Linked DNA regions of Mus musculus: regions 2, 3, 4, 5, 6 and 7 are each linked to region 1. A link is a loop called in an ENCODE intact Hi-C map of the cell type or tissue named here. Cell type or tissue: left cerebral cortex. All regions are shown on one strand. Region 1 has its middle 4.9 kb from the start of Bhlhe22. Region 2 has its middle 100 kb from the start of Armc1. Region 3 has its middle 230 kb from the start of Armc1. Region 4 overlaps Mtfr1 (mitochondrial fission regulator 1). Region 5 overlaps Gm30789 (predicted gene, 30789). Region 6 holds the start of Cyp7b1 (cytochrome P450, family 7, subfamily b, polypeptide 1). Region 7 has its middle 4.1 kb from the start of Pde7a.

Region 1 (4,000 bases):
CTTGGCATCAGGAAAGGTACATTTTCGGCTAAGTGTTGGATACCAAATGTATACATATCAAAGAGCTCTCATAAAGATGAACAAATTTTATTATTATGGGAGGAAACACTCTGAAAGCCTTCAATAGAGGCTAAAATAGTCAGCAAGCACCACTGCATTGGAATTAGAGGGTGGAGTTGCAGCCCCAAGTAATGTGTAGGTCAAACTTATATTTATTAGAGATCATTCTATGCTCGGATTTGGAAATAGCTCAAGCAGAATCATGATAGAACTCACTCTACCTTTAAAGTGAGATGCTAAAAATTTCGTTGTGGTATTTCTGCATCTCTGATAACTTTATGACTTGTCTAAATTAAGCAGCCAGGAGAAGTCTGGCTCTGGCTGTCTGAGTGTTTCAATTTCTCTATTTCAGAACACTTTGAAAAATAAAAACAAACTAGAGGGGGAAAAAACGTAAACTTTAACTTGAAGCCGCTCTGGGGGAAAAATTAAATCTGTAAGAGCTGTGGGAAGAATGTGACAGACTTGGAAAGTGTGCTTTTCCCTGTCCTCCCACTGGCTCTGAAGGTCCTGTCTGTCAGCAACCACTGAGCCCCCAGGGATCAGCTCTGAGGAACTGCTCCTGAACTGCCAAGTACAATGCGATGAAGTCGGCATCCCAGTCCCTCTAGGCCAAGGGGCTCCTGGCAGTGGTCCTCCAGCCCGAGGATGAGGCACCTTGACCTTGAAGCTGCATTTACTTCCTCTAACCTGCAGTGTTTCTTGTAGCTTGGGGTGGCTGAACAACGTCTGCCGCCCCCTGGTCCTTTGAGATCTCAGTAACACAGAGCCACATTCATTCAGTTCCCAGGGTAAGTTTCTCAGCATCCTTTTGCTTGCTTCCTCTCAAGAACTTGGAGAGACTGGGTCTGCGAATGCCTATCGGATTGAAGAGATTCCCTCCGGAAGAAGAAGGAACCAGGCAGTGGTTCGAGATGAAACAGTTCTGGCAGCCCTCCAAAGTCTCAACCCAGTTCCCCAAATTCCGATCTGGAATTGTTGGGGTCTGCTCCAAACTTCACCTACCTACCTAGTTCCTCTTAATCGATTCCAACAAAGGGCATCGTTCCTCACTAATCTGGAAGTAGTTTAAGTTCGAATAGATGCTGGACAGAAACCTTCAGCCTCCAAAAGCAGCCTTTCCAGGATCCATTCAAACCGGTTCAAGCACGTTGTGGGGACGTTTCCAATTTTCAAGGTTAAGCAGTCTGTGTAATAAGAGAATATTATGGTGCCTAGTTATCACTGGTAACACCTAGAGGACGACCTAAGCTTCATGGCTGAAATAAATAGAAAGGTAGCGGAGAGAGTTCATGAAGAATTCCCTGTCCTCTTTCTTTAGACATACAATGTGGATGTATTCTCCTGGGAACGGTAACTATAGACTTCTTTGTCCTGTTATAGGAGTCTCTCCCCTGAACATTATCTTCATAACATTGGAAAACATTCTGGAACATGTTTAAAATAGTTCGAACAAAAGTGGTGGATATTTTGGGGGGTTGTCCAGAAATAAGAAAACTAAAGATTTAACGGGGCTTTGGGATCCTTAGCTCTGCTATTTAAAACCTGCAGCGCCATCTCCTGACAAAAACGAGAATATCGTGGTGTATGATAGCATTTGAATACCAAAGCCTGAAATATCCAGGTACCAGAGACCCATTTTATTTTATGCCTCAAAAGTCATTTCAATGATAGCTTGGTTATGATTAAAAGCGTTATCTAGACATCTATGTCCATTAAATACTTCTAGTCATGATTCCCAAAACTAATCATTTGTAAAGAGAAGTTTGTGTTCTAGTTTTACATATACATCATTTTATACACTCAGATGTAGTTCTCTGGTGATTTATAATACATTTTATTTAGTAAATTGAATAAAAAATGTCTTCATAGAAATTAAATCACATGTTAATTTGTAAGTAAAACTGAACAATTTCATGCAAAGGATGCTGTAATCTTAAGTACTGTCAAGAATGAACACTTCGGTTAATATTTAGCTGTTCAGTTACTATTCAGATGATTTATCACAGTGTTGCAAAATGTGACTATTGTCGTCAAGAAGCAGCCCTCCACCCCCTGCTTTGAGGTATGTTGACTAGCACCTCTGGTGGAAAAAGAGTAGGAGTAGAGGTGATATTTCCAGACATGTTTGCATCCTCATAACAAACATCAGCAGGTAATCCAGCCGCATCACCTCAGAGACCTTCACGTTCTCTAGGCAACAGTTTCCTCACCATACAGTCCTGCAGAACAGCCAATCTAGGCTTTGCTCCTGAAATGTCATCTAGGGTAACACGTGTCCAGAAAAGCTTACTAGGATTGGCCATTCTTAACAGTTGGCATTTTTGAAGTGTATTTTTAAGAAAGCTCACTTTTTATTAATAAATCAAAAACTGGTAAAGTCCAAAGATAGGGCTGGGGTAGATAGCTGATGGAGTAACAAAGTGCTTGATTAACATGTCCAAAGTGCTAGATTTCATTTTCAACTTTGAAAAAAAAAAGAACCAGAGATGATACCCCTATTAAAACACTTCTCATTTATGATTGCATACACCGGCCAGCTGCTTGAAACACAAATACAAGTAGATATGCTTTTTGTAGTGTACAAAATATTATGAATAGCCTTCAAAAATAGCAGATCAAACAGTCAAAAGCAAATGTCATTACAGTGAAAGATTAATTTTATTTATTACAGTGAAGATCTATTAAGCTAAATATTTGGACTCGTTTACTCTGTCAATGTAAGAGCTCCTGTTTGAAAGAAATTTGATTATATATAGGAGGAACTAGATAAACAGATGGTTAGCTACAGAGCTGTTCACAGTAAAATTTGAAAGTTAGCATGGATAAGTTTGACACACTCTAAAACATTTTTGATGTGGTCACCTGATCTACTCTACCAATTGGATATTGTTGCCTATAATTATGTTAAGCGATATTAAAGAAATTTTAACTTGGCTGTATTATTAATACATTTCACTGAAAAGTATGGATTCAGTTGTCTGGTCAGAACACAGGGTGAGAAGCTCAGGAGAGGGCATGGAGGGAGGAAGAGATCACATGTGTGTGTGGTAAATTTGTACAGTATTTAAGTTAGTATTATAAATTAAATTAAAATTATATATATATATACATATATATATATATATATATATGTATGTATGTATTGGGGAGAAAGAGAGAGAGAGAGAGAGAGAGAGAGAGAGAGAGAGAGAGAGCTGGATACCCAGGAACTGAAGCAGGACTAAGAGAACCAGGGCTATGTCACAAGACTTGGGCTCAAGCTAACAAATACAAAACAGGAACTGACAGCTGCAAGACATGGTGAAATGAGTGTCAATACCAAACGGCATCTTCTTATGAAAATGTCCTTGCCTAATCTATGAAGGACTACACCTTACAACACCCTAAGTTTATACAATGCCCATTGGGAGAATGGCATCCCCACGCAGGTGCTATAGATACAGGAATACATTCTTCAAACTGACTTGATGTCAAAACAAAACAAAACAACAACAGCAGGAACAAAACCACTCTTGCTGTGGATGAGACATTCAGATTTTTTTTTAGAAACATTGTTTATATTTTTACTTCCTTCCTATATTTGTAAGAACAAAGCTCATGAAAAAAAATTAAAAGAAAGCAATTGGCAGAAAAGGAAATATATGTATTTGAATCCAAAGGTATAGAGTATGTATATATAGAACACATGGGAAGGACTGTCATAGAGGCAGTATGTTTCTTTTAAGAAATTTGTAAATTCACATCTGTAGGACTTGATTGCACTGCTCTGTGAATTATTTAATAAGATAAGAATAGCATTAACAGAATAGCATATCTACAGCACATTAGTATCTTAATATGTAATATTTGACAATTTCCTTGGCCTTACTTACGTTCAAGAGGAGAATGGGCCTATTAATCACGCCTTTTCTGACTTCCTTGTAGGATTAATCAATGG
Region 2 (4,000 bases), 1.0 Mb before region 1:
AGAGACAGTATCCAAATTAATAAAATCAGAAATGAAAAGGGAGACATAACAATGAAATATATCTTAAAATATTCTGTTTGTTAAATGCTAACAGTTGAAAATATTAAAATCCTGTTCTACAAAAGCAATAAACGTATGTCACTCCCTCACATGAAGTAAGGAATTTTAACCACTAAGACTTGATCTGATGGCATCTTCCACTTTCCCTAGAAAGTGGCACAAACATTCGTGATCCAAATGGTTTCCAGGAATCCACATATCAGATCTGTGCTCCACAGAAGGATAGGCGAAGGAGCAAGGAAGTGAGTGCATACCCCATTAATGACATTTTCTGAAACCACTTTCAAGTGTGCTTAGTCATTGCTGACGTTTAGTAATGCCACTTCACTGAGCTGCAAATAAATCTATACCAAGAATATAAAAAAATAGTCCATTTCATGGTCAGACCTCAACTAAGGAGGCAGCATCCAGAAAAAAACCCTAGATGGGGTGTAGACCAGCACTGGCTACTGGCTCTGGGGCTGTGGCCTCTGTTTCATAAAGCAAAACTCTTGGACAAGCTTCCTCTGATTGCTTTCAGTTTGACATACTGTTTTGCAGGTAACAAATAGAGGTTTGGATGTTTATCAGTGCATGAGTTGGGGTGGAGCTCAGTGGTAAATTGTGTGCTTATCGCATGTAAAGTCCTGGGTTCAATTCCCAGCCAGTACCACTACTAACATAAAATGATTTCTGAAAGGTTGCATGTCATGTTAAAAGAGTGGATTCCAGGGGTGGAGTGGTGATGGGTACCCATCCATGAGGAAGAGCAATGGGAAAGAATTCCTTTTTAACCCTTTCTTCACTTGCTTCCCAGATGCTGGCATAAACAGTTTGCTTTCCCAAGTGCTCCCAAAGCAGTGTCTTGCTGTTGTTTTGGGCAATTTGATTTTGGTTGGGAGCATCACTGTATTAGTGAATTTCCTCAGGTGTTTTATTGTAGACAGAAAACTGGATCATACCTTGCCTAATTATTGCCCCCTGATAGCCAGTGCTTGCAGACTGTATGAAGGCTGAGAAACAGATGCTGCCTGACATCCATTTTCTCTATTGTTGCTTATACCACCGGCTTTAGCTTCACTCTGCTTCTTTGTTCTGTTTGGAGAACAGGGCTCCATCTTGTTCTTCTACTCAAGTTTAGTGTGGTGTTGTCTGTGGAGACACTCACCAGAAATCTGCATGGCCGAACTGACCTTCAGTTATACCATTCTATCATTCCTTATTCTTTTCCTAATATATGGTAGGTATTCTTATTCAATTTTATTTTAGTTACTAATGTATCATAGGTTTATGTTAGAAAGAACAACCAATTTGTTTATTTTCATGTGGATGAGATATTATTTTTTTCTACTGGCAATAGGTAAGGAAAGGCGAGGGTTTCAGATAAAGTATAAGACATTTGCTAGCAATTTAAATTTTTAATAAATAACACAAGGATATTTTTTCATATAAACATATTCAATTGTTGTTTATCTGAAATTTTAATTAAACTAGGTGTCTTTTCCCCCTCATGTGTGTGATGCAACCCTCTCTCGGTCTAGCCAATAGTCTATATATCTATCATATGGAGCCTAACAGAGTAGAGTTTCAGAGTGGCAGCAGGCATGGTCCCTCCTCTCCTCCTCCTCTACTGAGCCATCTGAATTATAAACATAGGCGTATGTTTATCCACTCTTCCACTTGTCTTGATGCTGTGCCCGAGGAGTGAAAGGTATATGCACTGTGCGAATGAGTGGACGCTGAGCCTCAGGTCCCACTCATGGGATTCTGAAGAGCACACAGAGCTTCCCTTGAAGATTCTGCTGCGTTCCTCCCCACGGGAAACCCGCATGCTTTCCAGATTTGCTGTGAAGGAGAGGTGAGGAGGTAAAGCAGAACTGCAGTGTTTTCAGCATGTCCTTAGTTCTCCAGATGATGCATTCTTTACTTTTAGTGTGTGTGTATGTGCATACACGTGTATGTGTGTGCACATGTCCCTGGATGTGCGTGCGCGTATATGTGTATGTATGCCACAGTGTGCATTGGGAGGTCAGAGAACAACTTGTGTGAGTCCATCTCCTACCATCTCAGGCCTTGGCAGCAATGCTTGCTATTACTGAGCCATTTCGCTGGTAGGCATAAACATTTTTCTTGGTAGGGTTATATATTATAAATGGTTTGCTACATAGATTAACTTATACTTTGTTCTATCAAATAAATGACTTTAAGTAATCAAAAAGACCTTTTCTTTCTTGTTTATTGGCAAGGTTGAGGTCGACCAGGCTTTTGGTGCTTTTCCTAGACAAACCACAAGATGGCAGCAGAGAAATGCTCATTTAAATTTCTCCTCTACAGGATTGCTACAAGTGCAGTAGGAAAAAAAATAAAAATAATAATAATAAAAATAAAAATGAACCCTAGTGACTTAGTTCTTTCTCAGCAGAGTGGCCAGTCAGAGCTCGCGGTGATTTCTGTCAGAAACAAAGAGTGTTTTATTTTCTTTATTAAAGTTAGTTTCCTTGTAGGCTGTGTTTAGAACAGTTAGATGTGGCGGTGTAGCGGTGTGCAGCTCTCCACGGGGTGGTGGTGGTGGTGGTGGTGGTGGTGGGCATCTCACTGAGCATTTCCCAGGTGATCAGCTGAGGAGCAATACACCTGGGCACTATATATCTTCCATCCCTCGCTCCTCCCCTTCCAGCAGATTCCATAATTTACAACCAGCTGGCCCCACCACACAGAACAGGAAAGAAAGGCCGCTCAGCGCACAGAAGCACTGGGCCACAGCACTGAGTACAGGAATCCAGAGAGTTGAAAACGAGCTCTGTAAGTTCTGAGCCTTGACATCTTGGATCTGAATTTCCGCGGGTGTGCTGAAAGGCTCTCTGAAAGGTTTGTGCCAGTGGCCTCCCGGAGTGGCTGGGATGAGAAAGGCCAGGAGCACCGCTAAAGGGGAAGGAAGGGGGAAAGAAGTGATTTGTAGGTATCAGGGCCAGCCTTGAGGAGAGAGTGGGAGGGCCAGAGGAGACTGGGCTGTGGAGGACTTGTCCCTCTGCAGTTCTCACCTGGACTCACTTCACACCCCACGTTGTGGGGTCTGCTCTCAAGTTTCCCCAGTGAGGACTTAACAATAGACTGTGGCAGGGTTTTGTTTTTTCCCCACTGAAGCAAAGAGGCTGCATTTCTGTTAATGACCTGGATTTTCTAACTTTAGGGTCATGAACTTCTTATGAAGTGACAATAGTATGTTCTATAGATACTATAGTAACAAATAAGACATCGTTATCCACTACTTGTTACATTAGAGTTCTTTGTTCCCCAGCTTAGGAACTTACACACACACACACACACACACACACCCCTCTGAACATGGATTTTTGTTTGTATAAATATAGGATGCTTGTTGAAAGTCTTTTTTTTTTTTTGTTTTTGTTTTTGTTTTGTTTTTTATACAGAAGTGAACAAAACAGGAAATACACTTTCCCACAATCTCCCCTGGGAAGCTTGTAGCTATCCTTCTGGAGATTATTCCAAAACCAAGATAAAGGTGCATATCTTTAAACAAAAGGAGACTTCACTGATACTGCTCTGCAGTTCCTGTTTAAATTTCACTCAGCCATAGGCATCTTCCACAAGTGCAGAGTTCCCTGCTGGTGACACGGAGTTCTCCAGGGGTGCTGCTGATAGGTGGCAGGTTTTTGTTTTTTGTTTTTGCTATGGTAAAAACGCCGAAGGAAACGATTTTGTGTATTTAGTTATGTACTTAAAATCTAACTCCCTTTTTCTTTTTCTTTTTTTTTTCAAAATGTGGAACCACCAGTGAAATAACTAATGAAAGCAAGCGATTACGTTGTAGACAGAGAATATCAAACAAGAACATGTTAATGGAACTCTCCTTTCTTTCTTACATTGTCAGGTGAAGTTGGTACTTGGCCCCGCTGGCTAGCCACATAGAGGTTCAGCTTCTCCACAGCAGGGATAATTT
Region 3 (4,000 bases), 880 kb before region 1:
TGAAGTTGGATGAAGGCCTACTCAAATATGGATATTGGACATGAGCAAAATCCACTTCTCAATAGAGGCAGAAGTAAATACAACAAGGGTGGAATAAGGAATAGTGAAGAGAGGGAAGCAGCCCCGTGGGCCACTAACTCCATCTCATGCATGTATGTGCTTCAGGTGGCCTCTGAGGCAAGAACAGGTCCAGTTGAGGCTCAATGAACAGAGGCACTCTCACACAAACAAGTAAGCTGATGAATCTTGCAGTTACCAGCCAACTTTTGTATGGAGATCAATCCCCAGCAACTCTTTATGTCCTGTTTACAGGGATCTGTGTATATGACCATGCCTGGCCACTGGGTTCCTCCTGGTCTAACATCACAGGGACAGGCAAAAAGGGAGAGAAGTGTTTGGGAAATCATGACAAGTGACTGTTTTGTGTGCCAACCCATTTTAATATTTGTTGGAGGGGAGTGTAGTAGCCACATATTCTTACTGTCTCCTGTACTACAGTCCCCTGGGAGGATCTGGGCCAGTCTGAGCTGGTTACAACACTGCTGGATGGCATTTTGAACTGTCAAGACAAAGACTCTATTAGCAGCAGGTGTGAGTGGTTAGCCTATGACCCGGCTCCCAGCACCGGCATCATTTTACATAGAAGTTACTTAGGTTTAAGGACTGGGTTATATTATATGACCAATGCATTTTCATTTTAAAATAATATGTAAAATATAAAACTTTCAAAAAATGTTTAAGAAGCTTCATCAATGTCTATTGTTTTTATGAGAGAGAGGGAATTGAAGGAGGTACTCCTTTTTTCTACAAGGAGAGGAAAACTAGTGTGGGTTGGGGTCGAAGAAAACACCAGTCTGAGGGCCGATATAGTTAACAGTTTCATAGCAGCAGGTTTTATTTTTATATAGCTTGGCCAAACAGCCATTTATGCAGATAGGACTGCCTTTCCAGTGGGAATTGGAATTCCAATGGGAATTATTGCTTGGTAGATTAGAGCTGTGGACACAACAGCCTAGGTTCCCAGCCTCACCATTTGTTTGTTAGCTTTGTGACTGTGGATGGGGCACATACATCTCTCTGTGCCCCCACTTGTTTCACCTATAAAGTGAGGAGCAGTAATAAGTAATAATGGTCTCACAGGTTTGTATAAAGGGTAAAGTAGCTAACCAATGCACTTAGATTAGTGCCCACACTGTTACTGTTGATGATTTCCCATTACAGACTTATCACACTCTTAGTTCTTGGTTCCATAGGACCTCATTATTCTCTGGAGATCTATGTGAGAGTGGGGGCTGTGGTGCCATCGAGAATTTAGTGCATTTTACTGTAGTATATTATCAGCTGCATTGTTAAACATCTATGGGCATTAGAAGAGAAGTTTCTCTACATACAAAGATCTGGGAGGGAAGAATACAAAGGAAGGGAATTGGAGGTTAATATTTAGGGGGGAGGGTGGCCTGCTGAGTGTAGGCTGCTAGAAGGATATTCCAAACAGAGCTGCTCCTTTACCATCCTGAGCTAGAACTCTGGCTTAGACACACTTGGGTCCTTCAGGAACAAGTGAAGAGTAGATATCTCATTGTCCTGCCTAGTGGGGGCGACATCTGCAGCTCTGGTCATTGTATCCTCAGACATTTCTCTGCTCCTTCCTCATTTCTGAAACACATTGTTTTTACAGCCCATCTAATTTGGGTGTAAGCTTGGCCAGCCTTGTTGTCATTTTAATATATGTTATTTTAGTTTTTCACACAATCTGTAATATATTTTATTGACTTTCTAATAAATGGGTGGTGGGAAGAGCTCTTATTTCCATATGGACTGTGCATTTTGGAGATGTGTATCATGGCTTGATACTAGAGCAAATACAGGCTGGCTTGTGTTCATTCCTGCTATTTGGGGTTTATGTGCCTCGCCTCGCCTAATTTTTCATTAGGATATAATAATAGTCCGAGGAAAGGGTGATTTCGTATGTGATGTATTTCATTGTGCTCTTATGGTAAGGGTAGCATCTAAAGTGGGAGAGCATCGCTAATTTTTCGGCACAGTAATTTATTCTCCAGTATTTAAATGTTGTAATTTTCACGCGGAGGCACATGCTGCCACATCTATCTTCCTCTGGCCCAGTCTGTCTTGCTCTTTCCTTTTCATCTGTTTTGTTTTTGCATATTTTTTTCATAAATTCGACAGATGGCCTCTTGATGAATCCTTGATAATACTGTCATGTAAAGCAGCTAAGACTAGAAATCATCTCACAACAATTTTTCATTGCAAAGAGAAAATTGAGCAGAGACAAACATCACTAAGTCCATAACAACAGCCACAAAATATCTACTTCATGTAAATAAAGGGGACAGGCTTGCCTCCTACTGCTGCTGTACAAATGCCAGCGTCCTTTTAAAGGCCTCTGAATATTTTATGTTGTGTTTAGATTCCCCCTTCAAGCTGGGGTTGGTTGGGATTTGTGAGCTTTCGTATTCTGAACATTTGTACAGACTCTCTGATGCATCCTCTCCCTTCTCCCCGAGTCCCTCCCCTTTGGGCTTCATAATTGTGGATCAGGTGAAGTTTGCGTCCCCTCATTTCAAGGTCATGCACCAGTACGACCATTTTCCTGACTCAGAGGGCACGTAATTTCACAGCCATGTACTCCTCATTAATCCCCCTGAGTGGGGGTTCAGGAAGTTCCAGATCACAGGTTTGTTTTTGTCTCGTTCTCTGAATGAATGCTTCACAAAGGGATTAGATTAACCCCTTTGATTATATTTATATCTTACTGCAGTGCACGCTGGAAACAAGTGATTTCTTTTACCCTCTTTCATCTCTCCTTCCACTCCACCTCTTCCTTCTTCCCACGTCCTATTTTCATATTTATTCTTCCTTAAGGAACAGGGTGTGGTTTGTTTCAGAGAGGTTTGTGGTATACACAGTGAATTGCTCACTTACTGGTAGCAACTGTGGCACTATATACATATGTACACACACACACACACACACATACACACACACATAGTGTGTGTGTATGTATGTATGTGTATATACATATGCTATAAGTCCATATTTACATGTGTGTTTATACACAGGCATATATTTTTTGTTTCAGAAGATGCTGAAGCCTCTAGCCTTACTACGAAGGTGAAAATTTTTTGTTCTTTGGGCCTGTGAACTGAGAGACACACCTGTAGTCCATTTCTTATGCTATGTGTAAATTAGAATGCCCTCACTCCAGAATGCTCTGGGCTTTTTTTTTTTTTTTTTTTTTTTTTTTTGTAAGCACTGAATCCCTGCTAAATAGCCCCCACTCCTTGCCTCTTGTTCATGGTCTCAACTCCTAGTTCTGATGGCTTTGGTGATCCTTAGCCAGCATTGAAGCAAGGAGCATTTAGTATTTCCTATAGTGTAAGAGCTCTTCTGAAAACCTCTTTGGGGCTTTAGAGATTCCTTCCTCTGCCCAGTGGTAGGAACCAATAGCTTTCATGTTCAAGTATCAGGCTTGTTACCACCATTGACTCAGTTTACAGGCTAGGACTGAAACAGGTTCTATGGATTTCCCAGGCATTCTCTTCCCTCAGCTGAGAAACCCTGCCTAGCTCCATCAATCACCCTTTCAAGTGATTGAGGATGCTAAATGAAAACTGTGCTTCATGTGAAGAGAGGATTCATTTTTCTCGTTCTTGTCCCTGGATGACAAATATATGCTGGGAAATGAACAGAGTTGGGGTATGCACTGTTCAAGTCCAGCTTAAGAGACAGAAGGTATTCATGCTGCTCTGGCTGCTGCTCTCCAATCAGGAGGTCACAAAAACTGTTGGTGCAAAGCACCAGCTCTGTGTCTCTGTGTCTTGTGGAGCAGAAGTTGATGTCTAAAGACTGGAAACAAGTACATAGAAAGATCGTAGACAGTCTCTGACTTAGAGAGTGCTCAGAGTCTTGATTTTAGAGGCAGTTATGGCTCAGAAAATATGCACTGCATCACAGCAAGGTCTGCGCACGTAGCCTTCTG
Region 4 (4,000 bases), 1.2 Mb before region 1:
GCTGGTCACAATGGCACAACTACTTTAATCCCAGCATCAGAGGTAGAGGTAGCAAGATCAGGATTTAAGCCAACCCTGCTACACACCTAGTTTAAGTCCACGCTGGATTTCCTAAGTCCCAGTTTCAAACAAAAGATCAATGATCCTTACCCGCCCAGCTAGCTACAATCTCCATATTGGTACAGAGTCCAGCAGCATCCAGCAGGAGACACAAGTCAATGGCTTAGATATGGATCTCCACCTAACATGCTACTTACTACTCACCAGGGCTGGCTCTGAGGTGGCCTCTGACTCTGGCTTTGGAATTCCTCTTTCAGTTTCTCCTTGGCTATTGTGTCGATATGCAAACTTCTTTTTCAGAGCCTCTGCTATGAAGGCAGCATGGTCAGTATCCGCTGGCCTGGGTTTTACATCTTTCTCTGACCTTTGAGAAAGGAGCAGAAACCAAGGGGACAGGTCAATATGTGGATGTCCTTCAGAGGGTCTCTGTGGACAACAAACGGTGACTAAGCCACTGCTAGTAGTAGGAGGGACACTTGGACTTTAGAGCTCAACATGAGAGTGCAGAGTCAGATAAAGGGCCACTTAGGACAAGTCAGGGCTGCATCTTCCGGAAGTACCCAGTGATTCCAGGAGAGCCTGGGGGCATGCATCCTCTTGAGAGAGCTCAACAAGTGAGGGTGCCAGGCACCAAGACGGATGACCTCAGTTCAATCCCCAGGACTCACACTGAAGGCAAGGATTCAATCACAAGTCGTCTTCTGACCTTCCCACACATACTGAACCTTTTCTTAAAACAGGTAACCTTTTTAAGAAATGAGTTGGGCGTTAGTGGTCCATGCCTTGAATCCCAGCACTCTGGAAGCAGAGGTAGGTGGATCTCTGACTGTGAGGAAACAGAGTGAGTTTCCAGGAAAGGCAGGGGCTATACAGGAAAAAGAAAAAAAAAAAAAAAAAAAAAACTGTCTGGGGAATAAAAAACCAAAAAAACAAATGAGTCCACACAAGAGGATGACACTTGGTGGAATTGAGGAGCCATTCCCTGCCCTTGGCTATTCTGTGTAGAGGAGCTCTTAGAGCTGCAGACATTTCTCGAAGGGAAAATGGTTCAGCACTCATGTTATAAACCTGAGACTCCTAGTATTCAACGTGGGAGCCTCACCTCTTGACTGACCGTAGCTTCACACTGTTCATGTCTTTAAGGATCTCAAGCATATTTGGCATGTCAGGCTTCTTTGGGTGGCCCGTAGCCAAAGTCTTTCCAGCACTGAGTCTCTGCTCTCTTCTTTCTTTAATCAGATCAAGAGCAGACGTACTTTGGTGGAGTACCAACGGAAGGGGAGGGGGAGGAGGAGGAGGTGGTGGTGGTGGTGCTACAGTAACAGATGTGGAAGAATCTAAGCAACCTACAAAAGAAGCAAACAAGTTACTCTTTCTGGTAAGAGGCAAGAAAACATCGTGACAGACTTGTGTATCCCTAAAAGCAATGTCCTTAAAAAGAGTCTAGAGGGAAAATGCAATTCAGCTACTAAGAAAGGTCTGACTCTGAACCCAAACTCATCCCATGCAAATGAACACAGATGTTTTTAACGTTTAGACACACTTGTTTGTGGAGAGCAGCATAACCACTCTTAGCAGAAATATAAAGCAGTCTATACTCATACACATCTGTCCTCAATACATACTAGGCAGTTCAGCACTATCACAAGTATCACGAACACGTGACCATGCCAGCTGTTTATATGCCTATAATCCCTGCACTTGGGAGAACAAAGCGGCAGGATCACCAAATTCAAGGCCAACCTGATCTACATAAGGAATTCCAGGTCACTCAGATACAAAGAAAAACCTTGTCCCACAAAACAGTATCACACTTAATTTTCAAAGAAAAAAGTAAGTGTTAAAGAAATAAAATCCCTAATATTTACCCTTTTTGCCTAATCAAAGTTGGCTGTCTCTACTGCAGAACTATACAAATGAGAGCTTGGGGAAATCGTAACGTCACAACAGTTTTCCCCGGAGTACTCAGACCATAAGACAACAAAACAAACTGCAGAGTTATCTCCTATTTATGGTAGTTTCCCTAGTCTACCAGCAGAGGGAAGTAAAGAAAACAGTTTCAAGTTAATAGACAACAAGCCAGAACCTGCTATGCAAAGCACATGTCTATGCAAATCACTGAGATCACCCCTCCCCTTCTAGTGCCCAGTGCCCAAAGCACCATAAGCAACAGGATTCAGACACTGGGCACCTACGTGTCTCTCCAGGACCGTGAAATAACAGGAAAAACAACCACTACTTTCCAACAGACTACCAGGCTAGGATTTCAAGGCCATAGTTTCTTCTCCATGGGAAAAAATGTGCCACACAAATTAAACCAAGAGGATTAGATGAAATCCTGACTGGTTTCTACTCTACAAGAGAAAGAAAAGGGTCATTAGGTACCTGCTGTGTGTTTATTTATTACTTTCTATACATAATGCCACAGGGACTTGGTAATACAAGGACCGTTATACCCAATTTAGAGCAGGAAAGGAAAGTGGACCATCAGATGTTTACCTCAGGCCCTGCATGTGTAAATAGCTTCTCACAAGTCCTACCCAGAAACAGTTCCTTTCACCAGACACAAAGTCACGTTACATCCTCGTGTCTGAGAGGAGTGGTTATCAGATGGGGGAATCTAAACTTCCCATAAAGCAGCCATTCACAACAGCCCACTTCAAATGCAGGCATTTCAGAGTTTGCCAAGCAGATTTTTTTCCCTACTCTTCTCAAATTAAAGTCACACAGACATCATCGGGTTTTGTGCTGTCTTAGGCAAGACTAGAGAAGACACAGCTTGCACTGTCCAGTCACAACAAGCCACTTCAGGGGCCACATACCTGCACTTGGACTCTGTTGCTCCTGCAGGGTCACAATCTTGGCAATCTGAGCTCTAAGGGCAGCAAGCTCATTCTCAAGGGCAGAGATCTTCTGCAGGGCCTCCTCGCTGGCCAGCGTCCTCTCTGGAGAAGGCTTGTCTTGAGACAGGCTTGGGAAGGAAGTGTGCCTGCTTGGGGGCTTCTCAAAGCAAGGAGGGTCATCCTCATGAGGAGGCTTGGAACTGACTTCTGCCCTGCAAGGAAAGCATAAAGGTGGCCATCACAGGCTGTGAAGGAGACCTGAATAGACAGACACCTACACACTGCTCATCAGGGTATCACACAAGTCACTATTCCCCAGCTGTATGCCAGCACTGCCCCACTCCTTTCCTGTCTACAGAGCCTGTTGCTCCTCCACCACTGTCAAGAGGAAAGGCTGCCGATTGGTTTTGTTTTGTTTTCTTTTGTTTTTGTCTTCACCTAAAAAATTTCATCTTCCAAATTGCAATCTAATCATAACCACCGGGAAGCTCAAACCGAGAATGTCTGAGCCCTTCTGTAGGGTCCTGGCTTTGCCTTCTAGTACCAGCAATTCCTGTGTTTGACTAAGCACATCAAACAAGAAATATGGGAACCATGTAATCCAACCACATCCCAGAAGCCGAAAGGAGAGGGGAATCGTTAATGTCATTTCTCTCAAGCCCACACTGTCAAAGTCTGAACACTGGAAACACTGCTCCCTGAAGTCGGACATGCCAGTCGCTGGGAATGCTTCAAAATGCAAGAATTCTTCATGAGTACAGGAAGTAATCATAATTCCTAGTATGAAGATCACTAATTCAAAGTAGCCTGGACTGCACAGTACGCTGGACACTAACCTAAGCTACTCTAAAAAGCAGAAACAACTGCCCTGTGCCTGGAATAAGGACTTTAGTGTCCAGTTTCTTTTGCAGTTTAGGGAACATGTGGCTGAGCAGGTTAATAAAGCCTCAGACCTATTAGTCAGCAACTGAAGCCACTTAAGCCTCAGCCGCCTTCTGCGTGCTGAGTGAGGCCAGTGCAGTGCAGTGTGGCATTTCAGTGAAAGCAGGTAAAGGGGCAGCACACAGTGAGGACACTCGGGCTGGCTATCAATTCCA
Region 5 (4,000 bases), 590 kb before region 1:
GCCCAAGTTACTTACTCTTCTCCATGCCCAAGGCAGCCCAAGCTTGCAGACTCAGAGCTCTAAGCAAACATCTTTCTTAATTTATGAACTTACATCCTTACTCTTATAAACAGTGGGTCTAGAGTAGTGTCAGTTTCCCAGTCTATGGCCTCTTTCCCTCTGGAACATCTCACATACCCATGTTGGGTATTCAGCTCTGGACTCTTTCCTTGCAGTGGCAGTCTTTCTAGGAGGTTTGGCCTCTTTATTGAAGACATCCTCTCTTGGATGTAAGTTATAGGTTAGTACAGGCTCAGCCCACCATAGCAGCCAATCACTACTTTTGCAAACATTTTTTTTTTCTGGCTCGAAGTCATGCTCATTGGCTTATGCCTGTTGCCAAGATCCCATGGCCTGCTAAGCCAACAATATCAGATTATCAGAAAGGAGCTCATCCAGATATCTGTGACTCGATAAAATGCCGTGGTGACAGTAGTAATCAAACAGAAAAGTCACAATCCTTTCTTTCTTCCTGAAGTCTCTATGAGAGACCAGAGAAGTGGGGGATATACATTTAATGCATGAAAGAAAAGTGATTCCCTCATAAAAAGAAGCTATACTTCAGATTTCTGATATATCAACAAAAACAATGATTTTATATTCTATTCTTTCTCTTTCAACGATTTTTTTTCCCTCAGAACAAAGAAGATGGGCTCTAAGTTGGCGTGGTATCTACAATTCCAGAAATAGAAATAGGTGGTTAGTTTTAAACAAAAAAGGATTCTGACTCAGTAGTTTCCCCACACATGCTCCCCAGGATAGAAGGTACATCATAGGGCATACACCATCAAAGAATTCTCATATAAAACACAGTAGTACTAATGACAGCCAGTGAGTGATCTGCTGACCTTCAGAAAGCTGAGGGGGCATAAATGGCCACATATTTAATTGTTCGAAAATCATTGAGAAAATAACGCCAGGTTTTAAACAGGGTTAGAGCTGGATTGACCCAGCTGATTAAAAATGAGAATATTCAGAGTGTTCAGGGCTTTTCCTCTTTCCCTTCAAGAGCCTTGTCATACAACAGCCTGGGCTAAACATGCTGTGTCAATCTTGTCTTTTACATTTCCCGGGTGTTTTCTTCTTAGATCATGCAACAACCCTGTCATTATTTTAAATATTTTTGCCTGTAAAATGCAGAATACTTGCTCTGATTTTAATAGGACCCATGTGTGAAATCCTTTCTTTTTTTTTTTTTTTAAATCCATCGTTCTGATTCTTTCTGCTCTTCAGTACAGCACAGCTTGGTAGCACTAGGTACGTCTCGTTGAAAGTATGTCCATAAATATGTCCCTTGCAGCACAGAACAGCTTGTTAAATTGGCAGTCCTCAGCAGTGTGCCTAGAAAAGTTTGCCTCACTTGTGATAGTCCAAATGTAGGGCAGAACACAGCGTAACTTTTTATCTAATTTTACCAATTGACATATTCTTCAAATTTTTAACTACCTCGTGCCTTTTTCTTACAGTGCTACCACTTGATTTAAAAAGCAGCTGAATGTTCTCACAATGGCTGTGTGTGGATAGGAAAAATACCTGTTTTCTTATCAGATCTCAATTTGGGGAGAATACCGTGACTTAAACTGGATGCTCAAGCTCTTGTGAAAACAGGGTTCTGATAGGACTGCCACCATTGATGATCTCTGTCCTCGAGGTAGGCTGCTACTGCCATTGTGGCAAGGGTGGGACTCATTGATTTTAGTAATTCTAATTTAACAGATCTGTTTATTGACTATGGGCACTATTCTTAATGATGCCCTGTTATTGATCCTTCTATCCTTACATACTTTGATTTTCAAATCTCTTTGTTAGGATCCTATTAGAACCAAGGGTGACATGTCCAGAGGGACCATTGACCTGAGATTTAATGTTACAAGATGAGCTTTCAGTGTCACAGATGTTGATGCTCACCTGTAAGAGGAAACTCTTTTCTCTCTCCTGATGTATAGAGACTCCGGAACCACCACCTCCGTCTTCAAACCTTGGGACACCAGAGAGGCTTCCCTGTCATCTTGTTATCATACTGTTCAAAATTGCCCAAGTGTCATCCTGGGGAGAACCACACATCCAGACAGAAAGAAGCAGCACACACCTGAACATGGTCTCTGTGGAGGGCCCAGCTATGGGACAGAGGACAACCCAGAGACTGTGTTCTGAGTTCTTATCTTGGTGTCCACACCCTCCAGATGGTGGTATGTGCTTTAGGGTAAGTGGCCTGAAGAAAATGAATTCATTTTCCATGCTTAGTTCCTGTCTACAAATTTTACCACCCAGTAGGGAATTTGCCAGCCTCTGAAGAATCTGTTAGGAAATACTATTTTAGGAGCAATTTGTGAAGAAAGCCTTCTTAGAAATATTGAAATGCAAAAGTGGACTGTCTAGAAAGACACCTAAACTTCTACTCCTTGGTTGACCACAATGTACTCTTCTAACTTCAGGTGAGGGAGGGCCATCAAATTGAAATCATTGTAGTCCAACTTAAATGAAATGTATGAGACATATTGTCACCCATAATCTTTAAGGGTTAAGAGCATTACTCCCCACCTCTCTTCAAACCTAGAGATTCTGAGTTCTATTGGATAAGCTATTACCAGTGTGCTTTGGGGATGTACATTTAATTTATAGAAGCAGTCATTAAACTTGGATGATTCTAATACACTTGCAAGTTTGAGACTGCCCTATCAAATACTCCGTGTTTTCCTTAAGTTTATTGTGTAATCAATACAGATAATACTGGACAATAAAGTGAAATTTTAAATTCAAGTATAGTTCTTAAAAAATTAAATGTCCCTCAGACTTATTCTTAGGTTAATCTCACTAAAAGTATGACCAAAGACACTCTAAATTTTAGAATTATCACAGATAATTGAAAGAGAAAAACCTCTTGGTTTTTCCTCTGGACCATTTTACTTTTTTTTTTTTTTTTTTTTTTTTAGTTTGGTAAATGAAAAGGTAATTATTACCAAAAGCTGGAATTGCATGAAAATGTTTACAGTTGTCTTAGGAAGAAAACAGAAGAATGTGGAACTAATTGTGTTGATTCAAAATAATTATGAAACACAAATGAGCATTACATATAACAAGTCTCTTGACAGATAGGGTTTAACTCTGGGGATCAGGCTCAAATGAAGTTTAGAAAAAGAAAGCAGAACAGTGTAACGTTAGTGTGGTGATACCTAGGTGAGAAAACTTGCCCCCAGCACAGTGATTTGCATCACACTGAAGTCTCAGAGTTCCACTTCCTAAAGTTTGACTGATCTTTAAAGATAATGGCATGCTAATGTTTGCATAGTTTTCATCTCTGTTCCACATTAGATTGTCAGTGAGTTTTTCTTGGGAGGATTGGGAGTAGATCCCCCATGAGACCTCTGGATGCTACAGATGTCCTGGTACTACAGACACAAACGACCCCATTTGCAATCACTCGGGTTATTTGTAGGCTGCACCCAACTTACATGCATTATGGATTTGATTTGGTAGGATTCTATTTAGCCCAAAAGTGTAATGGAAAACATAGAAAGGGCCACAAACTTCAGAAAAGCTAGAGAACCAAATATAATTTTGAGTGTTCTATATAATACTGCATCTAGTCTTCCACTTTTGTAGGAAAATAATCAGACACCATTTCATATTAATAACTAACTGAAATCAGATATGAATCAGTATGTAAATTATAGACCAGGACAGACTAGTAGAAATAGAATGCAAGCCACAAAAATAATCTAATTGAATATATATATATATATATATATATATATATATTTACTCAACATTTTCATCATGTCATTTGAACACATGATATTCCAGCATTCTGCTTATCATACTAGGCCTGCATATTTACTTTTGAGTTAGTCACATTTTTTATACTCAGAAGCCACCTGTGGCTAGTGCTTGGCATCTTGCTCAACATGTAATTTGTCTGAGAAATCTTCTGAAGGCTGAATATTTTCCAAAGACAATGAAA
Region 6 (4,000 bases), 200 kb before region 1:
TTCTTGGAGAATTGTTGCTCCATAACAGGAACAGCTCACAAAAGCCTCTAACTCTCAGAAACACACATACACACAAAGTATAGGTATACAATGTTGTGAACTTGGCATGACATCTCCTTTGTTTTCAATCACTGTAGCTAAAGATTATTGTTCACAGCACTGTATTTAATTCTCTGCATAGGCCACTGACATGTGGACTCATCTTGCAATGCTCTGATATTCTACAATAAACTTAATTATCTTTTCAGAGTCTTTGTACATTATTTTGGTCAATTAACACTTTTCCGAGCATCAGTTCAGCCCAATCTCAAGAAAATATTTTCGACCTAAAAATGTTCCACCGGTGAACAGAGGTGGCCAGGGAGCCGGATGGAAGTGAGTGGTTGTTACTGAGTAACACATGCAGGTAGAAATGCATACTCTTCTCAGAAATCCAGGTTTGGAGAATAATCGAACTGTTGAAATTCCGGTGTCCGCTGGGGACAGAGAGTACGAGTCTCAGGACTTGGCATGGAAAGTTGGGTCAGATCACAAGAATGAATTGTTAGTCGGGATTGTGAATCTATAAACCAGAGTATTCAAACCTCAACTGTGCACAATCAATGCCAAACTGTTAGACAAGAAATAAAAGCTCACCAAGGCTTCCCTTCCTTTGGAGACAATGGGACCCATCTGTTCCACCATTTTAAAAAGCTGTTTCAAAATAATACATTCAGATCTTACCTACAATTGTACTTTATATTCAAAACAGAGGTTTAAATTGAACTACACTCGATATTGGTTGTGTACCTTTGCCTGTCCATCAGTCTTTTACCTGTTATATCATTGATTTATTTAAAGACAAGAATTCAGTTTGTTTGTCTTGAACTCATAACCTTTCCTCTCCCTCAACTCTTCCTAGTTCCTCCTCCCTCATCTCCCTCTCAGGATTTACTCCTACTCTATGTCTCTTCAGAAAAGAAAAGGCTTCCTGGGATATCTACAAAACACTACAACAAGTTAGAATAAGGGTAGACACAACCCTCATATCAAGGTTGGACAAGACAACCAGTAGGAGGAAAAGGGTTCCAAGAGCAGGCAAGAGTGAGAGACAGCCCTCACCCTCACTATTAGGACTCCTTCAAGAGCAACAAGCTAACAACCATAACCTATATGCAGAGAACCTAAATCATACCTGTACAGCCTTTGTGTACAGCTTTGTGTACAGCTTTGGTCTCTGTGAGCCCCTATGAACCCTGCTTAGTTGGTTCTGTGGACCATGTTCTCCTGGTGTCCTTGACCCCTCTAGCTCCTACTATCCTTCCCCACTTTCTTCTTCAGAGTTACCTGAGCTTTATCTAATGTTTGAGCATGAATCGAAGCATCTGCTCCCATCAGTTGTTGCTGGAGATAACCTCTCTGTTGATGATTGGGCTAGGCACTGAGTATAGCAGACATCACTAGGATTTTTTTTTTTTTTTTTTTTTTTGCTAGTCACGTCTGGTTCTAGCCTTGGTCTCTGGGCTATCCTGAACATCCAGGCAGTAGAGCAGAGGATGTAGGCTCCCTCTTGTGGTGTGGACCTTAAATTGTACTAATCGTGGTTGGCCACTCCCATAAGTTCTGTGCCACCATTACCCAATACTTCTTTCAGGCAGTAGAGGTTGCTGGTCATGGGTTGAAGGATTTGTGGCTGAGTTGATATATTAGTCCCACCACTTGAAACCTTATCTGGTTACGAAAGAGGGCCAGTTCTGGTCCATATTCTTTATTACTAGGAATCTTTGCTAGGGTCACCCTTAGAGATTCCTGTATGTTTCCATTGTACTACGTTTTCACATCAACCCCGAATCTGTCATAAACCAAACCCCTACTATATCATTTGCTTTGGGGAATGAGCAAAAGATTGGAACCATATGGACCCATTATTAAATTCTCTCATTGTTACTCCACAATCACATATCAACTAGTTTCTTTTCTTTTATCTACTACTAATATCTGTTCACTTCATCTCATAGTCTTTGAAAAGAAGACATTTTATTTTATTTTTTAAATGCTTTTTTTAAAGATTTATTTATTTATTATATGTAAGTACACTGTAGCTGTCTTCAGACGCACCAGAAGAGGGCATCAGATCTCATTATGGGTGGTTGTGAGCCACCATGTGGTTGCTGGGATTTGAACTCTGGACCTTCTGAAGAGCAGTCGGGTGCTCTTACCCACTGAGCCATCTCACCAGCCCTTATTTTTTTTTTTTTTGTTTTTTTGTTTTTTTACAGATCCAACAAACCACATATCATCCATGGCTTACACTTAAGAATGCCATCTTATAGTAAAGACCAGCTGAGTTTATTTCTTTATGATTCAATGTCTATTTCCTAAGAATTGGGCTATGTGTAACCTGCAACCTTAACTACAAATGGCTCTGCACTGCTTCTTCCAGAAAATGGCAGTCATGCCTTTCTTTCAAAAGCTATCTTGCTATGACCATCTTGTTATATTCTGCTCAGTAACTCCCATTCAGAAACCCCCTACCACTGGGTATAAAAACCTTGTCTTCCATATGTCCAATGCTGACCTCTTGGATCCCAACCTTAGGAGGAAGGAGCCCATGAAAACAAATAAAAACAGCTTGCTTTATTTTATGCAGGTCAGTGGTCTCTTCCGCAAGCCTTTGGTGTTAACACTTCTCATTGCACATGGAGTATTCATCACTTTCTTTCTGAGACTGAGACAGGGTAAAAACAGATCTGTGTGAAATGGTAAGTGGCACAGAGACCAGATTTGAAGTTGTTAGCAGTAACTGTTCGGGGATAGGTGAGGGTGGGAACTGTATCCTGTCCAGTGCATAAGATAGAGGTTTTGGAGTAGGATTTAATTAGATGCGTAAATATTTATCAACTAAGTCTACAAGACAACTTGAATATGGGTAATCAGGAAAAAAGGTGTGTGTAGGATGGGGGCTCTCCTGTGAAGTTAGCATCAGGTCTCTCTCTTCCTCAGCCACTTTCACTTTCTCTATTAAGGCAGGGCGCCTGTCCTCATGTTTCAGGTGTATCTGCTGAGTCATTACCGCAGCTCCCATGAGAAGATACTTTTCGAATGTCTTCCTTCTCTGCCTGTACAGTGTGCTGTACACTACGGACGTGGACTTGGTGTCATAGCTTGGTGTTACCTGTGGCTTCTTTCTGTGCTGTGCGTCGGCAGTTAAGACCCTGCCTTCTGCCTCTGGTGTGAACCTTTGCATATATTATGCCCTCAACCTCAATCTAAGCACAGTGGACACTGGTGGTGAAGGTGATGGGGAGCACAAACTGCAGTATCTGCCAGCTGTTTAGGATGACCTGTGCCACAGGGCCACTTTCTAAGGCTAGTGGGTGGGGAGAGCAGGGAGTCAGGCAGGGTCTCTTCTGCGAGCTCACTGCTGACTGACTCAAAAACACCCCCCCGCCCCCCAACCCCCAGGCTTCTGTGGCTCCATCTGGGGAAATCCTAATCCTTTCCCTCTTCCTTGGCAGGGTTCCTGTCACCGGAGCGGAGCGGAGCGGGAGGCGGTGCGAGGCGGAACGCTTGGGTCAGGGGGAGGCGGGGGGGAGGGGACTCCACTAACTTTGTAGTTCAGCTTTGGGGGCCGCTGTGACATTCTGCTCTGTGCAGCGGGCAGGCCACAGCCTCTGGTCTAGAAGAGAGGGCACTGTGCAGAAGCCATCGCTCCCTACAGAGCCGCCAGCTCGTCGGGATGCAGGGAGCCACGACCCTAGATGCCGCCTCGCCAGGGCCTCTCGCCCTCCTAGGCCTTCTCTTTGCCGCCACCTTACTGCTCTCGGCCCTGTTCCTCCTTACCCGGCGCACCAGGTAAGCGCCTGGCTGGCCACGCATGCGTGGGATCGCGGCCACGCGACCTCGTGGACACCCGAGTCCGGCAGGGATGGCGGGTGCAGGAAAACCTTGCTGCAGGACACTGGCATCTGCTGCAGCCAGTGGATGTCCTAATAAAGACTTCTTTCACCCTCCACACACT
Region 7 (4,000 bases), 1.3 Mb before region 1:
CATGTGCTAGTGACAAAAAGCCGAGTAAATAAAGCCCCTAGTAACACCATGTCAAGTTATACAATCCCACACTTACTTACTTACACATGCCCCCATTACTATGTGATGTCATTCAGGCAGGGACCACTCTCTGGCTTATTTTAGATACCTAGGAGAATATCCAAACACTTGTGGCTATTTGGTAAATATCCATGGAAAATACAAATGTATAGAGAATCTGGGGATTGAAAAGGCACTTGAAGGTATTTTCTCCCCTCTCTTGCTGCTGTAATTGTGCTATAATTTTAAAAGGAAATCTCATACCTGCTTGAGAGCAAGTATCACAGTACATATGTAGAGGTCAGAGGACAACTTGTGGGAGTAGGTTGTTCTCTCTTCTACCATGTGTGTCCTGGGATTGAAATTAGGTCGTCAGGGTTGCTAGCAAGTGTCTTTACCTGTTGAGACATCTCTTTAGCCCCAAATGTCACCATTTTATATACAAGTGACCATTCAATTCAATGATACTTGTGATGAAAACTGTGTAACAGTCAGAGGACGTGCTTTCCAGTGCCCATGTCATCAGGGACTTTTGGTCATGTATATGAACACACACACACATGTACATATAATTTAAAAATAAAAAAGTTGATAAAAACTGCTTAGTAATCCATTTTTAGGTGCACTATAAAAGATCTGTTGTTCTAAGATTCATTCTTTTCAACATTTACATGGCCATTCATGGACAGTGAAGGAAAGGGCCGTCTGCTCTTCATGACTATTCTCCCAGAGATAGCAAGAGAGGAGCCTGTTTTTAGAAAGAGAATGTAAATATCACACAGTCGTTTCAATATTTATAACTAGAGAATAAAATTTGTGATCCCTTTCTGTCAGGTCTCCCAAATCCTTTAATTAAGCAGATGTGTTTTCTGCAGTGCCCTAAACAACAAAACAAAACAACTTTCCCATTTTAAAATCTTCCTATATTTTTAAAGGTTTTTTTCCTATTCTTTGAGAATTTCATATATGTCCCAATGTAATTTGATCTAATCAACTCCCCACTGTGTAAACGTTGCAGCTCTGCCGGGAAAGGCTTCTCCTACAGAAGTGTTACAGTTCTCTAGGGCTGCAGGAAAAGAGAAGGTTTCTCCACCTGAAGTGTTATGGCTCTGCTCTGGAAGGGACAGGTTTCCCCAGGAAAAGCTCTGCTCTGGTGAAAAAGTTACAGCTTTGGACAAAGAAGTATCCTGCCAAGCAGGAGCCAAGGAATGCCACAAAGTCACACTGCACAACCCGAGATCTATTGGAAGGGAAAAACCAAGGAGGGTGCTGCCTCTGCTCTGAGAAAAGCAGCAGGGAGCTGAACAGAGGTCACAGTTTATTTGGTATTTGGGTGGGGTGGGGGGGGGTGGGGGGGTGGGGGGGTGCTTTTCAGGGTGGGATTGTTGGGATTTTTGGGTTTCTGTGGCAAGTTCAGCTGTTTCTTGGCCCTAGTTTTGGGGTCAAGTGAGAATCTTTTGGCCCTTTTACCCCACACACCGTCCCCTCTCCAACTTCTTCTAGATCCCCCCATATTTTCCTCCCACTCCTTTTTTCTTTTTTCTCTTTACAAACTTGAGTCCAATTAGTAATGCCCAAATGCACATGAATGTAGGGCCAGGCCACAGAGCATAGATAACCTTTAAGAGGAGAGGCAACACCTCTTAAGAAAACTGACTCTCCTTCTTTAAGCAGCCATTATCTACCAATAACTATGAGCTAGCAGTGGGGCCTCATGAGCGCCCCCTACCTCAGACACACACACAGATGTAGGAATGTGGATTGGCTTGATTCCGTGCTGGTCTTGGACAGGCAGCCTCAGATGCTATGAGTTCATGTGTAGCAGCTCTGTCATGGGTAGGGGACAATTTTATATTTGGCACAGAGAAATGAATCTAGAAGAAGCTTAAAACCTGTTCTGACCCAGAATTAGAACTGAGTATCATTCCTGTATGTTTCCCAGATCTGCTATAACAAATGGCTAGAAGCTGGTTGCCAAAATAGCAGATGTTTAATTCTTCATTGTTATGAAAAGTATAAATCCAAAATTGAGTTGTTGCTCCCTCTGAATGTTCTAGAAGAGAATTTCCCCCTGGGGCTTATAGTAAGAGTTCAGTTATATTGGAAGCTGAGGCTGCCACTTGGCCATTCTGGACCATTCTGGACTCCTAGTTAACTCTCAGAGCCAGGAGGGGATGCTTATGTCATCTCCATAGCTACACAGCCAAAGAAGAAATGCAGGAGACTTTAGCACTGTGCTTGGTACTTGGTGTTCAGACTCTGTGGGTAAACTATAATACTTCCTATAATAGATTGCTCAGGGAAGGTTTGGTCCACTCATAAGGCAAGGAACCTTACCAGCTAAGACATTTCCTGAAGGCAAACTGAGTATGCAATGGTCATGATAGAGAGAGAGATGGCATTTATGAGTGATAGTCATCTGAACACTAGCACATGCAGTTACAAGGACAGACGACAAGAGGTATGAGTATTTTGACATAGATCTGTACATCTTAATCAATTATTTTCTACTTCTCTCTATCTCACTCTTCCAATACTGGTTAATGCTAGGTAGCCTTATACGCTAGTTTTTAAGTTTCAGAATATTAGGGAGGTTCTGTCATTTGCCACATGTAGGAATGAATGTAACTCAAAGACCTTATAATCTCTTTTGGATAGGGAATGATCTGGCTAGAGCTGTACAAGAGAAAGCTACATATTCCAGGAAGAAGTATGAAATGCTTAAGTGATCATGGATGTCAGGGTGACATGGATAGATCTGGAGTGATTCTGCCCTGATAATCAATTTTGCTAACTAGGTCTGCATTTCCCAGACGTTGCCTTCTTCCCCATCCCCCATGCCCCATTTTTATGGCTCTGGTTTCAGCTACCCATAGCAAAGACTTGCAAGATTTGAAAGGTGGATATGAAGTCATTATATGTGGAAGGTCTATAGAACATTGTAGACATTGTGCAAATGTCTTGTTCTGTCAACTTGCCTCATGGTAAGGAGTAGTACCCCAGGCCTGAAGCATCTCTATTCTCTGTGTCCAGGGCTAGCTCCTTAGCTAACAGCACGAGCATCTTCTGGGTCACTGGGGTGAGACACAGTGAGGAAACAACAAGGGTTCCAATTTTCTTCTCATAGATCACAACTTGTCCAAGCCTCTGACTTCTTTGCAGCTGCCTAGTGACTTCACACTCACTACCAGACATTGAAGCTGAAGGCTTTCATAAACCTCTTTACTAGGTCCCCTCCCTGCTGCCACTTTAGTGGCTTTTCTATAAGCCTGTAATCATTCCTTCCTAACCTTACCACACCAGCTTCTCCATCAGAAAGCCTGGTATAGTAACACATCTCTACAATAAATCCTTTTTGCACCACTTTTAGTGATTCTGCTTCTTTGATCCATATTCATACTTTGCTATTTCATAGCACTGTACTAAGTAACCATCTTCTTTGGGCAGTTTTAGAATCATCTTGTTTAAAATACACTGGACTATGTTATGTTCCATGGTCATGTTAAAGTGCTGTAAGTCTGTATATTCAGAGGACATTCTTGTTAAACATCCAAGTCTTGTGTATTCCACTACATTATAGTATAGTATAGTATAAAACATACTAGCATATAAAAGTATAAAAGCATCCTTTGTATGGATCTTGATTTTCTTTTCTATTTCTTTATTTTTTGTTGCTTTAGGTAAAGGGATTTCTTTCATTACTTAAGTTTAAAGTTTCTCTCTGTGGTGGTTCATTTTGTGCCATGTTGGTTAGGCTGTAACATCCAGTTGTTTGGCCCAACATAGGTCAAGATGCTGGCAACACTTAATCTCTAGATGTTAAGCAGATTACCCTCTTCAAAGTGGCTGGGCCTTGTCTATTCTGTTAAAGGGTTTAAGAGTGAAGATTTGCACTTTCTTTCTGAAGACTCCAGCATAGAAAGAAATCCTGCCTATCTTTTCAGCCTGGCAGTTTTCTCTT

Evidence for each region. Peaks named below come from ENCODE experiments on the same cell type or tissue, not always from the same donor. Only the 100,000 strongest peaks of a DNase experiment are listed, where the experiment ranks them.
Region 2: a loop joins it to region 1, with 8 times the contacts of the local background. A loop is called at or near these places in 28 of 42 quality-filtered maps.
Region 3: a loop joins it to region 1, with 2.2 times the contacts of the local background. A loop is called at or near these places in 2 of 42 quality-filtered maps.
Region 4: a loop joins it to region 1, with 8 times the contacts of the local background. A loop is called at or near these places in 9 of 42 quality-filtered maps.
Region 5: it touches region 1 in a loop (5-fold over the local background); 2 of 42 quality-filtered maps call a loop at or near these places.
Region 6: a loop joins it to region 1, with 3 times the contacts of the local background. A loop is called at or near these places in 6 of 42 quality-filtered maps.
Region 7: a loop joins it to region 1, with 3 times the contacts of the local background. A loop is called at or near these places in 2 of 42 quality-filtered maps.

The regions. Positions count from the first base shown.
Region 1 is chr3:18,047,391-18,051,390 of GRCm38, reverse strand. No RefSeq gene overlaps it. Among named protein-coding and RNA genes, the nearest start is that of Bhlhe22, 4.9 kb to the left of the region's middle. In left cerebral cortex, a CTCF peak has its summit at 1,629 (motif pointing left); DNase peaks (open chromatin) are centred at 907 and 1,605; H3K4me3 peaks cover 769 bases; H3K27ac peaks cover 184 bases.
Region 2 is chr3:19,060,727-19,064,726 of GRCm38, reverse strand. No RefSeq gene overlaps it. Among named protein-coding and RNA genes, the nearest start is that of Armc1, 100 kb to the left of the region's middle. In left cerebral cortex, CTCF peaks have their summits at 2,322 (motif pointing right) and 3,688; DNase peaks (open chromatin) are centred at 2,344, 2,744 and 3,018.
Region 3 is chr3:18,931,655-18,935,654 of GRCm38, reverse strand. No RefSeq gene overlaps it. Among named protein-coding and RNA genes, the nearest start is that of Armc1, 230 kb to the left of the region's middle. In left cerebral cortex, no CTCF peak of the experiment used is centred here; DNase peaks (open chromatin) are centred at 1,592, 2,125 and 2,378.
Region 4 is chr3:19,214,586-19,218,585 of GRCm38, reverse strand. It overlaps Mtfr1 (mitochondrial fission regulator 1), which reads right to left. Exons shown (of 8, transcript NM_026182.6): 5 at 2,883-3,115; 6 at 1,163-1,406; 7 at 265-424. Among named protein-coding and RNA genes, the nearest start is that of Mtfr1, 28 kb to the right of the region's middle. In left cerebral cortex, a CTCF peak has its summit at 2,085 (motif pointing right); DNase peaks (open chromatin) are centred at 1,311, 1,763, 2,148 and 2,742.
Region 5 is chr3:18,637,821-18,641,820 of GRCm38, reverse strand. Gm30789 (predicted gene, 30789) reads left to right here. Exons shown (of 4, transcript NR_166210.1): 2 at 1,506-1,690; 3 at 1,986-2,242. Among named protein-coding and RNA genes, the nearest start is that of Gm30789, 3.3 kb to the left of the region's middle. In left cerebral cortex, no CTCF peak of the experiment used is centred here; DNase peaks (open chromatin) are centred at 117, 792, 1,371 and 2,180; H3K27ac peaks cover 908 bases.
Region 6 is chr3:18,242,922-18,246,921 of GRCm38, reverse strand. It overlaps Cyp7b1 (cytochrome P450, family 7, subfamily b, polypeptide 1), which reads left to right and starts at 3,584. Exons shown (of 6, transcript NM_007825.4): 1 at 3,584-3,834. The coding sequence starts at 3,719. In left cerebral cortex, CTCF peaks have their summits at 1,568 (motif pointing left) and 2,166; DNase peaks (open chromatin) are centred at 2,544, 3,161, 3,543, 3,878 and 1 more place; H3K4me3 peaks cover 1,240 bases; H3K27ac peaks cover 1,183 bases.
Region 7 is chr3:19,313,448-19,317,447 of GRCm38, reverse strand. No RefSeq gene overlaps it. Among named protein-coding and RNA genes, the nearest start is that of Pde7a, 4.1 kb to the right of the region's middle. In left cerebral cortex, a CTCF peak has its summit at 1,768; a DNase peak (open chromatin) is centred at 1,775.